2 separate regions of the Mus musculus genome follow, and region 2 is linked to region 1. Evidence: chromatin loops called from intact Hi-C (ENCODE). Cell type or tissue: heart. All regions are shown on one strand. Each heading gives the region's core, and the rest is flanking DNA. Links, peaks and the distances in the headings are about the cores only.

What was found. A loop is a pair of places that touch in the nucleus more often than their neighbours do. Peaks named below come from ENCODE experiments on the same cell type or tissue, not always from the same donor. Only the 100,000 strongest peaks of a DNase experiment are listed, where the experiment ranks them.
Region 2: a loop joins it to region 1, with 2.0 times the contacts of the local background. A loop is called at or near these places in 3 of 42 quality-filtered maps.

What each region holds. Positions count from the first base shown.
Region 1 is chr1:177,012,181-177,018,536 of GRCm38, reverse strand. The region is part of intron 17 of Sdccag8 (serologically defined colon cancer antigen 8); the gene reads right to left. Among named protein-coding and RNA genes, the nearest start is that of Gm15423, 74 kb to the right of the region's middle. In heart, for the core only: no CTCF peak of the experiment used is centred there; DNase peaks (open chromatin) are centred at 3,496 and 4,086; H3K27ac peaks cover 1,078 bases.
Region 2 is chr1:177,186,430-177,192,785 of GRCm38, reverse strand. All of the region lies in intron 1 of Akt3 (thymoma viral proto-oncogene 3), which reads left to right. Among named protein-coding and RNA genes, the nearest start is that of Akt3, 59 kb to the left of the region's middle. In heart, for the core only: a CTCF peak has its summit at 3,801 (motif pointing right); no DNase peak of the experiment used is centred there.

The DNA.
Region 1 (6,356 bases), core at 998-5,997:
GATGCGAGGCAAGACAAGCACATGTGAAGTCACATGCACATAAGAGCAAGAGTTGTTCCTCTCCAGTCAGTATAGGCTTCGCTTTGGGTAGGCACATTGTTTCTTATTGCCACTGCATATCCTCTTCAAGTCTCGCACTCCGAGTGTGTCTGCCACACTGCCTGCCAGAGTGACATTCTTTAGTGCCTCCTGATCTTTCCACACAGTACCAGAGACACAAAAATGTGAGTTACTATCATAGTCTGACTTGTCTGCAGTCATGTGTCCAAGGTGTTACTAATGTGCATTTCTGTCCTCAACTCTACAGCCACTGTGGTCTCGGTCTCGGAGAGAAGGCGTATGTCTAGGCAATGTTCTCAGCTTGAGCTTCTGACAACTGTCTCTCCATTCAGCCCTCCCCTGTTACCATGGCCACTGGTGTGGCCTTCTGGCCCTGACTGCCCTGGGAACAGAAGAGAGATGCCCTTGCATTCTGGGGTACAGCCTGGTGTAGCTGGCCTTCGTACTTTCCACTTTTCCCTTCTACCACAGCCTTTTCCTCCAAACCTTGGGTTTTGTGCTCAATTTATTTCTGAAGTTTATTTTAAACTTGGCTTTTTATGAAGTGAGATGTATGGGGTGACCCAAAGTGTTTCCCAGTTGACCATGCTTTAGGGTCCCCAGCCCTTCTTCCTGCTGGATTAGATTCTTGCTTTGTAGTCCAGGCTGCCATTTCCTTTGTTTCTTTTCCTTTCCACTGAGGTTGGACTCCTCACTGTGTGGCTCAGGCTGGTCTCACCTCAGCCTCCTAATGACTGCCCTTTAGTGTCTGTCCTACAACTGCTCAAGTCAGCATTCTTTCTGGCTCTCTGTGTGTACCTTACCTCATGTGGTGAGGGCCCCAAACACTCTGTTCCTATACCCCTGGCAGTAGGCATCTACTTTTAAGAGTAAGGGCTTTCTCGGTGGTCCTTCCAAGCTTGTTCTGAGGTGACAGAGGTACATTCAGGCCCTCAGATCCTTTCCATGGCTTGCCTTCCCTTCTGGTTCTATGCACCCAGCTGCTCCACTTTCCCATACATGTCTCCTTCGTTGGGCTACATCATTCCATCTGCCTGAGAGAATATGACATGATTTCTCTCCAGTGGCCCCATGATCCTGTTATGATATTGACAGTGACTACAAAATTCAGTGGCACTTGGCCTGGGCTCCAAATGGGAACTAACCTATACTTAAGATGCAGAGCATGTGACCTCCAGGTACAGATCCTACCATGATTTTCAAGGCCTGCTGTGGTATATCCATGAAGAACTGAGCAGCTGGCATAACAACATTCTAAAGGGCAAGATAGGAGGCAATCCAGAATGACCAACCCAGATGGGGAGAATAGAGTATCCTGTCTGTGTGCTCCAGACCGTAGTGGGTTATGAAGGACATCTAGCTTAGCAAGTGGTAATAGCTACTAAGCTCAGCAGTGCCCACCAGACCCTAGAGCAGTCTCCCCAACATAGGCCAGAGTTTCTGGTAGGAATACCAAGATTCTGGCCACTTTCAGCTATGAAGCAAGGCAGAAATCACAAGTCACCATAAACAAGTGACTCCTTGCTGACCACCTGTCTGAGATTTTGAAGACAGCTGTGGTCCCTTCCATGGATGGCCTGGCTCTGCTGCCTCTTCAGAAGCCAGAGCCAGGGGAAAGTGGACAGGGCAGAGAGGCTGTCCTCAGACAAAGCAGGACTTCAAGGGATGGGAGGCAGCTCTGGATGGGCCAGAGACACGGATGCTCTTGCAGGAGCACCTGCAAAGTGTCTTCTACGCATGCATCTCATCACCAGAGCCCCTCCAGCGGCATGTGTCATTATTTTGGCTCCCAACCACTTTCTCTGCAAAGGGGCAGGTATTTGTTTTATGTGAATCATATTTCCATGGGAAATAAATTTTAAGAATTCCCAAAGGACAGACAGTGTCACTACCAGCAGAGTGGAGCCTCTGGCTGCCTTGTGTTTGAAAGTGTTACAAATGAAGACAACATTGACATTTGGGGTTGTAATGTGACGGAATTGCAGTCTTTTAAAGGCAAGAACCACTTATCTCCACTGCATGTAATATTCAGTGTTTTGTTCACTTGTCTAATTGGATTAAAATATTTAGCTCCCTTTAAAAACTTGATTGTGAATTTATATTGCAAAATATAATGTCTAACTCAGAAAGCAGAAAGAGGAGCAATGCATCTGAAGCAATGTAAAATTCAACATTTTTTACCCACCATGCCTACTCTGGAAGTACACAGCCTTGGACAAAGGGAGCTCTTAGAACAGGCCTCTTAGGTGAAGTCTAGTGTGCTCCTCAGTATTAGTGGCAAACAAGGCGCCTAGATGAACTGCTAAGCTGTGTGCTGTTTCAGCTGCTTGGGGAGGTCCCCATGACTTCCCCGTGATTATGTTAGAAATGCAGCCCAGGGTCTTATGTCATTCTCTAAAAACACCCAGCAGCAGGGAGTTAATGACATCGTAGCTGCATATGTTCAAGTTGATTTAAAAAAATATGCAAGTCACTTTGGTTGACAGTGTCTTGTACACAGTTTTGAAAGAATCAGGGCAAACTTTAACAGAGTCAGTTTTTATTTGAAAAATATTTTCTGGGAATGTATCAGTGTTTATTTTTGAGACTGACAATTCGGGTGAAAATCAGGATAAAAACAAAAAAACAACAATTTGGTTGAAATCAAATTGTTTGTTTTCATCTATTTAGAATTCTTTCCAAAAAATCCTGGTTCAGGAGGAGGCTTTGTAAATTATTTTATTTAGTCTATTTTCTGTTCCATTCATAAGACACCATCTGTCTTGCAGGTAGTTAACTGTGTGTGGGCCCTGAAGTCAGCTAGGCAAAGCCCCTGGGCTCTAGAAAGGACAAGATAAGAGTGACCATCTCTAGATCCCCACTTTGTCTCTCCACTCCCCACCAGCCAGTGGGTCTGGGCTACCCTCACTTGAGCTGCCCATCTCCAGACTCAATCCTGTGTGTGCTTCTACTCACAAGCAGGCCTCTCCACCCCTCCCTAGGATTTGCCTCTCATGCTTATTTTCAACTCTATTCAATGAGTCCTTGGATGTAATGAGATAATGTCGATGATCTTGAATATAATCACATATGGCTGCTCGATCCTTGCACAACTTTAAATCAAATTAGAAAGTACATTCTCTGCCAAGAATGCTTAAAAGTCATAGGGCCAACTGATTAACCACTGACACGGCAGCTTCCGACTCTGTTTTCTAAACTGTGAGTGATTCATAAGAAGGGACTCAAAGGGAATCCCTCCCCAGACTGAATGCTGAGGACTGAACAGGCAGGCTGCTCAGGGTGACAGCTATTGCAGGATGCCAGGCAGCTGAAACCAGAGTCATTACCCAGTAAGTAACTCAAGCCCATCTTGATGGAAGAAACAGCCCTCCCACTGGACAGAGCGTTTCTGTTCTCTTCCCTCTCCTAGACCCATCCTCCCCAGGAACAGAATCCACAATTTCCTCGCCAGCTGGCCCCACCCTTCCTGGCCAGATGTTACTCTTTGGGTTTAGGCTTCTGACCCCAACTCTGCTCCAAGCTTTGCCCAGTCAAGCCTTGCCCCTGGGCCCCATGGTCCTTACCCACAAGCCACCTCCACACTACCACTATGGCATCTCTGGCAAGTCAGGCAAGGAGAGAGAACAGGGATCTAGTCCAGCTCTCATATCAGAGTCAGGCTGAGAGGGCTACCGCCAGGGTAAGACCAAGACAGCACGGTCATGTCCACATCCTTCCAGTGTAAGTGAAGAAGTTAGGAAAGCCACCATTTTTAGTCAATCCTGAGGAAGGAGCATACTATAAACCAGCTGGAGGATTACCCTGCACCCTGCATAGTCACTTTCCTACCACATGGCAGCTGTGTAAGCTCTCCAGCCCAAAGTGGCATTGGTACATAGTCACTTACAACCAGGACAGGTTCCCTTCATGGGCAAGAGACTGTGTGTGACTCAAATCTAAACAGAAGCCATTTAGAATAATCAAGGCTTAGAAACAAGGCATTTCCTGTTGGAGGCCACCATTCTTTCTCTGAGCAGGCCAGGGCTTAGGAAATAGAGCCAATCTGAAGGACGTGACTAAGCTCCCAAGCAGCTGTCTGGGTCAGAAAATACCCACTCTCTTTTGCGTTCTGAGCAGACAGAGATTTTCAGAGTTTGACATGCAAAATTAAGCTATTATGCTTAATTCATCCAGGCAGAGAAAATGGAGGCCTTCAGCCACACCACTGCCACACTGGACACAAAGGCATCTATAAGCCTCAGATGCCCAGAAGTCCAGGTGGAGACAGGTCAGAGCACAGCCTTTCCCTCCATAGCGCTGAGGAGCCTCTTCCCCAACCAGATACATACAGTCAGTCAAACTTTGACTTGCTTACTTCAAGGATTCCACATTTAAAAATCAGTTTACAATTCAGGTTTATTTTGGGCAAAAAAATGATTCACATTAGTCCCAGGCCACCAAGTGCCAGCACATGGAGACCAGTGTAACACTTGTGCCAGAGTGGACTGGGTTAGAGACTGTGCAAAGAGCTTGCAAAACCTCCAACTGCTCCCAGCATTTGCAACAGGGAGCCATTACCTCTGCCAAATTTCTTTCGCCGTGGTCATCTTAAAATAACACGCAGGGTAGAATTTCAATATAAAAAAGCCCCATCAGAGATGCTCCAGACAGCAAGGGGTAGACAAGTCATTTGTGTTGCCACTGGCAAAGGAAGACCTTTTTCCTGCAATATTCTTTTAAGTGCAGTGAATTTGGAAATTCTCAAGCTTTTAAAACTCAGGAAAAGGCTTCTAAAAATACGTGTTCCATGTTAAGATCTGTGTGTGCCATAAAAAAAGGGTGGTGATTAGTCCAAAGGCAAAGCTCACCATGCCATAGATCCCAGTCCATCATATGTCACAATAGCCTAGTTACCAAAGGTGGCTCTGGTGACTTTGGACTTTGATGAACCAAATCTCCCTTGGACCTGCCCACAGACCTGGGTTATGACCAAAATCCAGTTCCTCCTCTAGGAGATGGACTCTGCACTGAGCCCTGAGCACAGTAGAGATGGTGGTGTCACTGCTGGCTCCATGGGAACTTCTCAGGAAGGGGAGAGAGTGACCTCAAGTATGGGGCACTTCAGGCTACCAAGTTCCTAAGATCCCACTGAGCAAACCACTACCCTAACATGCCCAGTTCTCTTAATTCTCATGCAGCAGATGAGGACAGAAGCTCAGGAGAGCCATGGATGCCTTGGCCAAGGTTTTCAAACGGAGTTGTTTCTGGCTACAATTCCAAACTAAGAGGTTCTTTCTGTCTTTACAAATTACCCCAATAGCGTATAAATGGAGGTGCCTGGGTTCTGCTTCCAGACATGCCTGGAGTGTCGGGAGCCACCACAACTGGGTGTTTTACACACATTCCAGATAGTGGTCAGTGTATTGTCAGACCCTGCTGACCTGTGCCCTCTAGCCCTCCAGTGCATACTTCTACCATTGTGTGAGCCCTCTGCCCAGTGTCCAGTTTGGATCTTTCACAACTGTGAACTTGAAGCAATTTACAGGACTGAATAGGCAGAGTTCAAGGCAGGTCAAGATTGTCAGCTCAAGGTCCTTTCGAATGGAGAATAAGAAATGGTCTTTTTTCCTTTCACTTCCAGAGGCTTCCCCACTAACCACTGCAAGCACCCGTATACATCCTTATCTTCACAGATTGCTTAATGGGGCAAAACCCCCAGAGCCTCTCTGATGTGAGGAGAAGTTGCTGAGAAGAACAGTAGTTTGTGCCACCCGTCCAACTTACCTGGGCTCTTTTCCGCCATTATCTAACCTGAATGGGGACAGCTTGGGCTCTGGAGTCAGACTTAGGTTCCATTTGCTGTGCCCCTATTTGCTAGCTGAATATGCTTGTTTGAGCCTCAGTTTCCCTATCTGCAAAATGGAGACAATAATATCAGCCTTGCTGGCTTGCTTAACTGGACAGAGTGAGCACATATTTTAGATAGATACTTATTTGGGCTAAGTCATCTGATTACTCTCATGAGACCTTCCCATCTTCGAGCACCCCTTTCTTCTACTGTTAAAGTCCTTCAGTCCTCAGTAGTAGTTCACAGCTGCCTCCTCCACATGTTGGGCCTGAGCACTGCTCTTCCTCTTTCCCGCTAGTCTTCCCCACCAGTGTTCCTGCATGGTGTGGCTGCCTCTGGTATGCCTGGGTTGATCCATGTGCCTGAGTCTGATGCTTGGCATAACTCTCCCAGCTTATGACCTGACCTATGTGATTCTTAGGGATTTGGGCCTGTGACACTGCAGCCTAGAAAGGGGGAAGGAGAGAAT
Region 2 (6,356 bases), core at 1,033-6,032, 170 kb before region 1:
GAACAGAATAAGGAGGCTGTTTTGTAGACTTTGATATATCTCTGTTTCCTCCTTCGTCCAGCTGCAGAAACAAAAATACATGGAAATACTGCTAGCTGTCCATTGAGTGTGAAAAGCAAAATCATCACTCTTGGCCATGTATTGCTCTTGACAGTACAATGAAATCAGATACATAAATTCAACAACTAATGTAATTCTTACTAATTATAATAATTAAAAATTTGATAAAACTTAAACCAAATGAATTTGGAATTCAAATAGATAAATTTTTTATTGAATATACTTTAAATATTTGATGTTAGAAGAAATGGAAGAAATTATTCCCTTTAAGGTCATGCAAGTGATAATACACTATACAGGTTAGCACCTTCTTTATAGTGTAAGACTTCAGCTTTAATAAATACCATTGGACAATAGTCAGAAATAAGGCAATTCTTACAAAAGGACCTACATAGTCTATTTCTATAATTCCACTGAAGTGGAAGGGTCAAGAACAACATATAAGTACAGAGACAATAAATCAAGACAAATTGTAAATTAACTGTTATGCTTTTGACATAAGAAGACTCATTGTTACACTGACATTGATAACCCCGTGGCATCTTCATCTTAGTTTTAGAGGGTCTCTGTAGTGCCTCAGCATTCCTGTTGTGATAGCACAGTCAGCTGCCTAAGCCTCTGGCTGTTGAAGAGCTGGAGCTTGTGGAGTGGACAGCAGAGTCAGTGGGGTTCTTGAGAAGTCGGACTGCATGGCGAAGCATTCATACGCTCTACAAGGAACCATTCACTTCTGTTCAATCTTGTTAACGTAACAAGATTGGTTTACAAAAGAACAACAATCAAACACACAACGTTAAATGGCATGTCTCCCTCAGATCTTTCCCCTCAGAGCTCAAGGAACTCCATAGAAAGTGTTAGAGCCAGAGGGGATGGAGGACCCCAGGGGAACACTTCCCTCTTTTGAGAGTCAGTACATCCAGGAAAAGGGAAGGAAAGAAATTGCACAGAAGTGAAAAGTTACTGCTTTTGGGTCTGCTTCTGTAGAGTTCCTTCCAGTTCAGTGTTTTACTTTGTATTCTTGACTTTCATTTCAATAAATCTTCTTGAATTTATTCAAGTTAAGCAAGATATTTTATTTTTTATCTTTTCACCCATTCCTTTAAAGCAGTTTGCATTCTTGTTGTCTGCTGAGATCAGGGAGTAGTAAGTTTTCACATGTATGTGCATTTGGGCAAATTAAGGCTGACCAAAGTAGCATGATAAAGTGGAAGAAATAGGAGGAACTTGAAACTGGCATAAATAAAACATAATTTTAAAGAGGAGATATATTGAAGGATCTGTTGGGGAACAAGGAAGAATGCCAAAGGTCCCACCTTGGTTAGTTAGTACCTCCTTGATTGTTAGGCCTAGATATAGAGGTAAGTTAGCCAACCATGGTTAGAAATGTTAACCGAGTTTAGTGAAAGTTTGTGACACTGTCTTCAAATTTCACAACAATTTAGTGCATAATGCTGTGGAACAAAGCTTTCAGATTACCCAGGAGCTATCAGGGAACTAAAGAAACATGAACTAATTAATGTGGTTCTGACATTTAAAAGGTTACTGTTTTATTGAGAAGTTAAAAAGCTGAAAATGCTGAACCTGACTTGTGTTGAGGTAATATTTAGAAAATGTGGCAAGTGATTAATCCTTAAGAAATAATTGTTTAGGAATTAATTTAACAGATCTATCACTTTATGAAATTTAGATAAGGAATGTGGGTAGTGTAAAATTTCTGTAACATTTATAGTATCGATCACAAGAAAGTCTTACTTAGTGTCATCAAATAAAAAGACTGTTCATTTCAGTGTCAAAGCTGTTTAGAAAGCACAGTTCATGGTTACCAAAGTTGAATTGTTGTTTCAGAACCTTTAAAATGTCTGTGTCATAACACTTTACCTCTCATTGCATAAATGCTCAATTTTAGATGTATTCAGTTATTTATGTTTTTATATTTTCCAGATCTGTTAATAATGTGTCAACCAGTGATTATTGGTATTGTACCTAAGGTAAAAGATATCTTCAGTCATGTTAAATCTTTTAAAAAACATCCAAAAAGTTTTTTTTTTCAGACCTATACACAGTACCAAGTCATCTCAACTGTGATAGGCTAAGCAGACACCTGTCTTCACTGGAGTTAGTGAAGGGTTGGTTGGGTGAATTGTAGATTGACTAATCAAAGTCAGTTTATTACGTAATACTAGAGCTGAAGTTTCTGGGGCCACATAACCTCTGGAGATTCCATAAAACAGCTTTGTTACTGCTTGAGCTGTTTCCTTGTCCTTGTCTCTACTCTATAGAGAGTAGTGTGTTCAAAGTCAGGATTTTCAAGGAATAGCAAGATTTGGAAAATAAGGACAGTAGGCTTGCTCTGCTTCTGAAATACTATGCGTGTATAGGAGAGTTTGGGGAAGGTAATAAGAGGACTAAGAAGTTTGCAGACTATAAATTTGGGCTAAATGGATAGGGAAATTAAGTGTCACGCGCTAAATGAGCTACTTTCTTTAAAAAAGGCATCACCTGTAGTTTACTAAAGTATGTATGGATACTATATTTGATTCAGGCTATGTAAGGAGAAGGCAGAGGAGTCTTTTTTTGTTTCTTGTTTTTTTTTTGTTTTTCGAGACAGGGTTTCTCTGTATAGCCCTGGCTGTCCTGGAACTCACTTTGTAGACCAGGCTGGCCTCGAACTCAGAGATCCACTTGCCTCTGCCTCCTGAGTGCTGGGATTAAAGGCGTGCGCCACCACGCCTGGCTAAGGCAGAGGAGTCTTAAAGGAGCTAGAAAGAACAGGAACAATTACTGTGCACTTTCAAAGCCAAGAGAGAAAGAAAACATCTCAATTTGAGAAGAGTGTAAAGAGAACACTAATGATAAGTTTATTGGTAACTTCTAACCAATCATTGTCAATTAAATTGTAGTGATAAAAAGAAAATTGTCAGTGATTCAAGAAAGAAGGAGTATTAAAGAAATGGTAAAAGCATAGATTCATCTTTGCACTGATTTTGGTAAGAGGAAAGAAAGTAGATTGCAGTAGTTCAGAGAGATTTTTTGAGGTGGAAACATGTTGAACATGTTCATAGATTATGGAGCAGGCATCCAGATACAGAGGGAAATTTTGAATATTCAAGAAAAAAAGATACAAGTAAATTTAGAGAAAGAAAAAAAAAAAAACTGGATACCTGAAAGGGCGCTAGCTCTTGAAATGGCCTTTGATCTAGGCAAAGATGTATTCTGAATAGGCTTTCAAACAGTGAGCTGAGACCTTGAACCTTGACGTTACCTACATTTATTTATAAACATTGCCCTTGTTTCCTAATAGTTAAGGAGGATGAAGTATGGGGGAGAAGATAATAATTGTATTGTGTCAACTAGAAATGATAAACAATTTACCAGAGTTGCATGAATTACAGTAGACTCATTTGGCTTAGGTTTCATGACTTAATAGAGTTACCTTCAGAAGAAATATACAGAAAATAGTTTATGAAATAGGGCAGAGAATGATAAAATGTGTACAGTGAAAGAAAAGGTAAATTATAAAATATGGGTTGATCCTAGATTCTGTACAGAACTAGATAAATGGAAAAAAACATAAAGCTTGAAAAAATAAAGAGAAAACAGAATACTAGAGGTGTTGAGAAAATGAAGCAGAAGTTTAGAATTCATGAAGAAATAGGAATGCTTAAAATATCAAAGTAGAATACATAATGAACAACATTGCTCTATCTGCAAGTAATGTACTACCAGTTGCCAATTTACCACTAGATGTCACTCTGACTCATATGGTTAAGTGCAGCCTGGACTTAAGAGGCAGGGTGTTGAAAATCAGACAAGTACAGTGTGCGCAGATACCCCTGGTGGCCTGTAAGGACTGTTCTACTCAGTTTCTCATGCGGGCGTTTTAGTCAAACAGCTGCTTTGGAGAGGATAGTGTCTTTATAACAAAGCAAACCATTAAATCTGGATATTTTGTATGATTAAATGCTGTCTTTATGTTGATTTTTTTTTTGTTTTACTGTGTTAATCACATTAATTTTTTTGACCTGTGTACTTTAAAAAGTTTAAAATTATGCATGAAAATCTATAAAGATATTTTCTCTCAATATTTAATTATTTGTTTGCTAAATTTTTTATGGTTTTACATGGAGTAATAGCTGTTTATTGGTACTAACAAAAGTGTTTATTTGTAAGTGGTCATGATTAAGCATGTTGACACTAAGCCTGCAAATGTAAAACTTGAATTCTCTCAATTTTCTAGTAGAACAAACACTAATAAAACTAAAGGAGTGATGTTTAGAAAGTATGTCAGATTTGTCACCTACCCACAACTTTTTTCAGCTGCTTCTTTCAAAGTCTCGAACTATTTGGAAAGCTTTGCAATATGATTATTTTCAAATATAAAAATACACAAAAGCAAGTATTAATATATCTCCAGAATAACAGTATTCAGGTACACTATGTAGATTATAAAATACATTTATGTTGTTCTTTTCTGCTTATTAATATTTTCCCTTTGATAGAGAGTAGTTATAAAATTATTTTACACTACTAGAATTGCTGAATTGCAGAGTATATGGTAGAAAATAAACTGTCACAGGTTTTTGCCTGTGATTTACCTAATGATATATTTCATTGTTTCCTTACAGTCCTCTTTTTATTGGTAAGATATCACAGTTACGTAAGAAATTGTGATCTGTTACTATATTAAATAATTTTTAGGTGTGTTAGCAAAACAACATTCCTTGTTGTAAGTAAGGCATCTTATACTATCTCTCTTAAGTTTTAGTAGGTTTAGTTTATCAGGAAAGCCCTTTGCACAAGTACAGACTCTGTGGCAGAGATTGGTAAGACACAAGGAAAGAAAAACATACCTTCTTTAGAGTAACTGAGCTGAAAATAGACTGAAGATACCTTTGATATTCAACATAAAATTGCTTATTATACTCGCTGATTAGGAACTTAATTGTAAATTGTGTGTTAGGACAAAATTCTAGGTACTAGTTTAGTATTGTGCTCTATGGAGATATCCTCCTTTAAGCTCTTCATTTTCTCTGGGTTGGTGGAGATGATTTTGCCTTTGGGACTGACTGTGAGCTTGCTGCACTGGTTGAGCTATGAGAGTGTAATGGTAAAGCAACAGGACAAAAGCCAGTTGAACTTTCCCACCAGCGCTCTGAATTCTGCTTCTGTAAAATTGTGTTGAAGCAGTCATTATGAAATCTATGATTCTGATTTTAAAAGAGCATTTTCTATATCAATACTCAGTATTGGTAAATAAGATGTGAAAGTGCTTTTTAAATTAACTCTTGAAATTATTCTAATATCTTTTTAGCCTTAAATTCATCTTGCCATGTAACTTTCAAAATGACGTTTTTGTTATTGTTTTTTTTTTTAACAAGGAAAAAGTATTCGTTTTATTTCTTTAGAATTTTACAGTTAAACTATTATATCTTCCTTTTTACAGTATTTGTCCTTGTTGTGCCAGGAGCAGTGAGTTAGATAGTACTAGCTGTCTATGTCCTCTGTCTCTCATCTCTAAGGGCTTTCACCTTTATTAGGAACAAATCTAGATTTCTTTTTGTTGTTTGTTTGTTTGTTTGCTTGCTTGCTTGCTTGCTTGCTTGAAATGGCTTCCTGGGAATGTAAAAACCCCTTTGACATTATTATTTAGGGCCTCCTATCCTCCCAGTGCACTTATAGTCTTAACACAAAAACTTTGCAGCTGGTGAACTCCCGAAGCCCCTTTTGATGATTGTTGTTTAACTCAGCATGGCAGCTTGCTATAGTTCCTGTCCTATACTGGCTCACTTCACCTCATGTTCAGACTCCTCATGACAAAGAAGTCTCCAGAGGTAAAACACAGGGCGAGATTTCAGATGCTGCTTTGTCACTGTTCTCTGGCTCATTTTCACTTTAACATTAAGCATATTCACAAAGTTTACTGACACAGTCAAGGGAAAGAGCACCCTCTCCACTGTTCTGATAAACTTCTCATATTTTTACAAAACCAAATCAAACTGTTGACAGTCCAAAAAAAAAAAATCAAATATGCAGAAATGGTATGGTACCTCATCTTCATGGAGAGTATGCTAGTAGTTTACTATAAACCCAAGCCAGAGGTTCAACCCACACTTCTGCCTCTGACCTACTACTTCAAATTTTGGAATTTTTCGTCTCTTATACTTCGTTCTCTATGAATAAAAGTGAGAATATGTCTAATACAGATAATAGAAATTATTGACCTAGTAACTTAACAAACTGGTTGACAAGTTTTCTTTGAATTTATTTATTTTAACTTTAGTTCTTTTTAAAAATCA